Regions from separate parts of the Mus musculus genome. Here region 2 is linked to region 1. Evidence: chromatin contacts called from ENCODE POLR2A ChIA-PET data. All regions are on one chromosome and are shown on one strand. Each heading gives the region's core, a stretch centred on a gene start or an enhancer-like site at or near the end of the contact. The rest is flanking DNA. Distances are from core to core; before and after follow the strand shown. Region 1 holds the start of Samd4b (sterile alpha motif domain containing 4B). Region 2 holds the start of Supt5 (suppressor of Ty 5, DSIF elongation factor subunit).

Region 1 (2,700 bases), core at 97-2,596:
ATTTGTGCCCGAGGTGGGGCAATGGTCTTGACCTCAGTGTTGGCTGTCCCACATTGAGCTTCTCCTCTGGGACCCAATCTCCCAGAGGGCTTTGTCCTGGACTTTTCTCTTCCGCCCTGTGGCCAGCCAGTGGCAAAAGGCTAGTTCAATGGGCCACCTGAGTGTCCCGCCTACTTCGCACCTCCTCCCTCCCCAAGGTCCCTTCCAGATGCAACCCCGCCCCAACTCCCCAGGTAGCTCCCTGGGTTCTCTCTTCTGTGTCTCATTCCTTCTCACCCCACTTCCCTATGTAAGCTAGAGGCGTCCCTTCCAAACTCCCAAGTCCCCAAGACCTTACTGGCCCCGTCACTCTAGTCGCTGTGCCTTTAGCACAAGTGCATACTCCCTCCAGTGGCCAAACATCTAGCCGCAGCTCATTTCCTACCACTCCCTGTCGTAAATTCGACACTCCACCCTGACTGTATTTCTTGGAGTTCTCGGAACAAGCCACGTTGCTGTCACCCTTCTGGAGAGCCGGCCCCTTTCCAGTCAGTTCACCCCAGCGCAGGACAGTTTGTGGATGGACTAAGATCACGACAAGAGTGATGGAAGCAATCTCCATTTATTGACAGCCTCTTATGTGTGGGGTCTTATCTCTTTCCACCCTTAAAGGGTCGACCTCGCTCATCTTGAGGTGTCACTTGAGGCGCGGCCGATCGATACCAGGAGCCAGGAGGCAGCATTGTCATCCCAAAGGGCGATGGTACTACCGGACACAAACCCTGGGCGGGGTGTGACCGAGGGGCGGAGAGGAGGGGGTCCTTGAACGCCAGAATGAGGAATTGTGACTGGGTTCGCCGCTACTGAGTTAGACCGGCGCGAGACTGCCCCCTGCGGGTCCGTAGGTCCAATCGCGGGCTTCGCCAGACCGTTGCCCGGGGCAACGCGGCGCGCGCCCCTCCTCTTCCCGGCCCTCTGCTCTCCGCCCGGGGCCTGTCCGTCTGTCCGTCACCTTCTCGTCAGACCAATCGTAGTGAGGAGGGGGCGGGCCTCTCAGGCCTCCTTCCAGCCCTGTCGCTCCCCTCCAGGCCAAGACCCCGCCTTTCTTGCCGCACACCTCCCACCCTTCGGTCTGCCCTCGCCGCCAGTTGGCTGGGCTCACCGTCTGTCAATAGGGTGTGAGCTAATGCTGGCGCACAGTGGCCCTCCGGGGCGGGGCCAGGGGCGGTGACGCACGGCGCGGTGACGCAGCGCGACGGCGGCGGCGGCGGCGGCGGCGGTGGTCGGTGCGGGAGGAGGGAGGGGAGCTCTCGGGCCAGAGAGGGGGCGACGGCGGCGGCGGCGGCGGCGGCAGCGGCGCGGGTGGCGGCGGCTGCCCGAGGAGGTGCGGGTGGCGGCGGCGGCGGCGGAGGCCGAGGCGGTGAGTCTCGGGCAAGGCCGGGCCGGCGGGCGCGGGGCGGCGGCGGTCGAGGCGCGCGGCGCTCCCCTCAGGGCGACCCAGGCCGCGCGGCCGGCCCCGCCCCCTCAGGGACCCCGCGCCGCGGGCTGCGGCGGGCGGCTGACTCGGGCCTCGGGAGGCCGGAGGATCCTGGAGGACCCCTTAGGGTTCCGCACTCAGCCCGTTTCTCCCTACCCGGGCCCCTTCCTCAGTTTCCCTCCCAAACCGTCACGCCCTGGGGCTAGCCGAGGGGCCGGGCCCGGGGACTTCTGTCCTGACTCGGCACACATCTGCCTGGTCCTCCCGCACGACTCCAGCGGCCTCCCCGGAGACCACCCTCAGCTTTCAACTGCCTCCTCTGGGGACGCTCCCTGTGGATCCCCGCCCTTTGGTCCTTGGTTCTCTCCTCACATCTTCCTCCTGAATCGCAACACATTCCTTGGTGGCTACTCGTCATCTGTCTTCACAGCACAGATATTCCAGGCATCTCCCCCAGGAAGAACCTTAAAGCCCCTAAACCGCCCCCAGATACTCTCTGCATCTAACCCCCCCCCCATCTGCATCACATATTCAAGTCATCTCTCCTTCAGACTTCTTCAAATACCCCCAAGAATTTACCCTTCTACCTCTCCCCATTCCAAAAGTCTTAGAGATTTTCACTCTTATCCCCAAATTCTTCAGGATGTCCCTGGTGAACACTACATCATCCTTAAAGAGCTTGCATATCCCAGAACAGTCGTCCTCAGATACTCAGGAAGTGCTCTTAGATGCCAAAACTCACCTAGAGGACCCTCTCCTCTCCTCTCTTTGCTTCCACCTCCTATATACGCCCTGTCCTCTTCTCATATTTCTTAGACCCTTCTATAGATTTCCAAACTCATGTTACACAAATATTCCCCAGCTTGGAATGCTCTAGAGGTAATCTCATGTACCCCAGCCCTTTTCTCCTCAGCCTCTACACCTTCTAATCTTGAAAATCTCCAGAGTTCCTCTCATATTCCCAAAACCTCTTCCAAAGCCTGTCTTCTGTATCCCAAATCCTTTCCAGTAACACACACCACATGTTTTAAGAATAGTGTACGGACTCCAAAAAAGTTTCCTCATAGCCTCTATTCTTCTCAAACTTTTCTTGGATAACCTGAAAATTTGAAACTCCCTTTCTAGCCTTTGGTAAACTTTCTGACACTCTTCCTTACAATACTGAAACACCCCTCTAAGCTACAGCTTTCAGGACCCCCATGCATCACAGAACTTAGTAACCCTGAGATGGCCTTTAGTTCTTT
Region 2 (2,700 bases), core at 143-2,642, 97 kb after region 1:
TATCATATAGGTTCCAGGGATAGAACTCAGATCGTCAGGTTTCTCAGCAAGATACTTTATCTGATGAGCCATCTAGATTGCTCAAGCATGCTGCTTTTATTAACTTTCTGTCTTGAATTTTTTTTTGTGTGTGGGGGGTTCGAGACAGGGTTTCTCTGTGCAGTTCTGGCTGTCCTGGAACTCACTCTGTAGACCAGGCTGGCCTCGAACTCAGAAATCCGCCTGCCTCTGCCTTCCCAGTGCTGGGATTAAAGGCGTGCGCCACCACCGCCCGGCTTGTCTTGAATTTTTATGTCTGTGGATATTCAATGTCAGCCGAGGCCTGAAGAGGGCGAGCATTAGCTCCCCTGAGACTGGAGTGAAAGCGGGTTGTGAGCTGCTGGAAATTGACCACAGCTCCACAGCAGCCAGCGTTCTTTGGCGGTTGAGCCAACTCTCCAGTTTAGGTTTTATTGTTTTGTTTTGGTTACAGTGTTTCACTGTGTAACCTTGGCTGTCCGGAATTAAATAAATGTGATGGTTTTGTGCATAACTCCTGGCTCGCCTGTCCACCTTCAGTTCTTCTTCTTCTTCTTCCTCTTCTTCTTTTTTTTTTTAAGATTTATTTATTTATTTATTATATGTAAGTACACAGTAGCTGTCCTCAGATACTCCAGAAGAGGGCATCAGATTTCGTCATGGATGGTTGTGAGTCACCATGTGGATGCTGGGATTTGAACTCAGGACCTTCGGAAGAGCAGTAGGCGCTTTTAACCACTGAGCCATCTCACCAGCTCCCGCCTTCAGTCTTAAATCCGTATTAAAGTGTCTTTCATTGTAAGCATGGTGGCACACGCCTTTAATTTCAGTACCAGGGAGGCAGAGGCAGACATGGGCTTATCTTTGTGAGTCTGAGATTTAGCCAGGCTACAAAGTAAGGCCTTATCACACAAACAAACAAACAAACAAACCAGATCATTAATAACACAATACTGTGCCGCGCTAAACTAACAAGTTTTGAGATTGTTTTGAGCATCGCCAGGAATTCGGATTTAACCTGAGTCTAGGTCCCTAAAAATCTAGGGGAACTCCTCAGAATGCCGAGGGTGGCGGTGTGAAGCCGAATCTCTGTCCCGTCACCTCTGACACCTCCGAGGGAAGTTTAGAGGACGGACGAGCCAACAGTTCACCCGATTCAGCTCTGGGTTAGGAGAAGCCGATTACTTTTCGACCTTCTCAAGATGGCGGCCGTACAGTCCGCGTAAACCACTTTGGCCACTCCGGAGATGGCGGCTCCAAGAGGCCGCCCTCAGAGCAGGCCCCTAAAGTCTCGCGTTAGGTGAGACTGACGCGCCAGTTCTCGCGAGAGAGCGCTCAGGCCAGCTAGGCGTTGTGTGATCCGCAGCTGGCGCGGAAGCTTCAGGTGGCAAGCGATCGGTGAGCGGGCGTGGGACGGCAGGCAGGGGCCGGAGCGGGGGTCGGGGCTGGCGGAGGTTCAGGACGTGTGCCGGCCGCAGCCAGGGCCGGGTGTGCTAGCTGCCATAGCCCGAACAACGCGGGTTCGCGACCGCCTGAACCAGGCTGCCGGAAGTGCGCCTGGGGATTTTCTCCCCCGGTTTACCTTGCGGGGAAACTGAGGCTTGGGGGTGGCGCTTTTGGTTCCGCGACGCCCTGAGGCCGCGGTCTTCCTCTGCAGCTGCGGAAGATGTCGGACAGCGAAGACAGCAACTTCTCCGAGGAGGAGGACAGCGAGCGCAGCAGCGAGGCGGAGGAGGCCGAGGTCGGTGCCTGGGATTCTTAGGGGAGACGTTGCGCCTGGGGACAGGGACAGGGGCAGGGCAGAGAGGGCCCTGGGGGAGCCGGGGACTCGGAACGGCTGGGGGGGAGGGTGGTTCCAGATTGTCGGGAGAGATGGACGAGTGTGCAAGTCAGCGTGGAGCGCAGGGGCAGCGTCCAGAAGGTGGGGGTGCGCCAGGTCCACGGTTGGCTTTCATCTGATTTGTTTCTTTCGGTTTACTTTTTATCACTTGCGATGCTAGGATTGAGTTCAGGGCCCTGCTAGGTGGACAGCCCCAGCTCTTAGGATTCTTTCGTGTTTGTGTTTTTAGGTATCCCCAGTTGTTCCAGAAGTGTGTATGTATTGCCTACTGTGTGCCAGCCTGTACAAGTCTTTGTCCTTGGGCTCCTGCTAACAGATTTTAAAATGTAAATCGACAACTGATGGGTGAATGTGAATTTGCTACTGTGAATAAATATAGCCAGTAAATATGAGAGACTCCCAGGTTCAGCATCCTAGTGTGAAAATCCAGATGATTTTGTAACTTTTCTAGTCTTCTGTCGATGCTACGAATGGAAAATTCCACATATGACAGGTCAAAGTCAACACTAGTGCACTAAAAATACTGTGTTAAATGACTGTGCACAGTATATATGAAAGATATATGAATTTCATGTATTGTCCCGTTCCAAGGTACCTTATTGTGTATGTGCAAATAATCCAAAAATCCTCCAAGATCTGAAATATGTATACTTTGGATTTTATTTGTTTTGTTTTGTTTTCTTTTCTTTTTTTCTTTTTTGGTTTTTCGAGACAGGGTTTCTCTGTGTAGCCCTGGCTGTCCTGGAACTCACTCTGTAGATCAGGCTGGCCTTGAACTCAGATCTGCTTGCCTCTGCCTCCTGAGAGCTGCCTTTGTTTTTCCTTTACCTCCCAAGTGATGA

Evidence for each region. ChIA-PET counts read pairs that join two places held with the same protein, here RNA polymerase II (POLR2A).
Region 2: POLR2A ChIA-PET joins it to region 1 with 20 read pairs in embryonic stem cell. The contact joins the promoter of Supt5 here to the promoter of Samd4b in region 1. POLR2A ChIA-PET finds 5 or more read pairs at or near these places in 3 of 5 experiments (Patski and embryonic stem cell).

What each region holds. Positions count from the first base shown.
Region 1 is chr7:28,434,837-28,437,536 of GRCm38, reverse strand. It overlaps Samd4b (sterile alpha motif domain containing 4B), which reads left to right and starts at 1,346. Exons shown (of 13, transcript NM_175021.3): 1 at 1,346-1,399. It also overlaps a transcript of Gmfg not described here.
Region 2 is chr7:28,337,411-28,340,110 of GRCm38, reverse strand. Supt5 (suppressor of Ty 5, DSIF elongation factor subunit) reads left to right here and starts at 1,392. Exons shown (of 30, transcript NM_013676.1): 1 at 1,392-1,416; 2 at 1,676-1,759. The coding sequence starts at 1,685.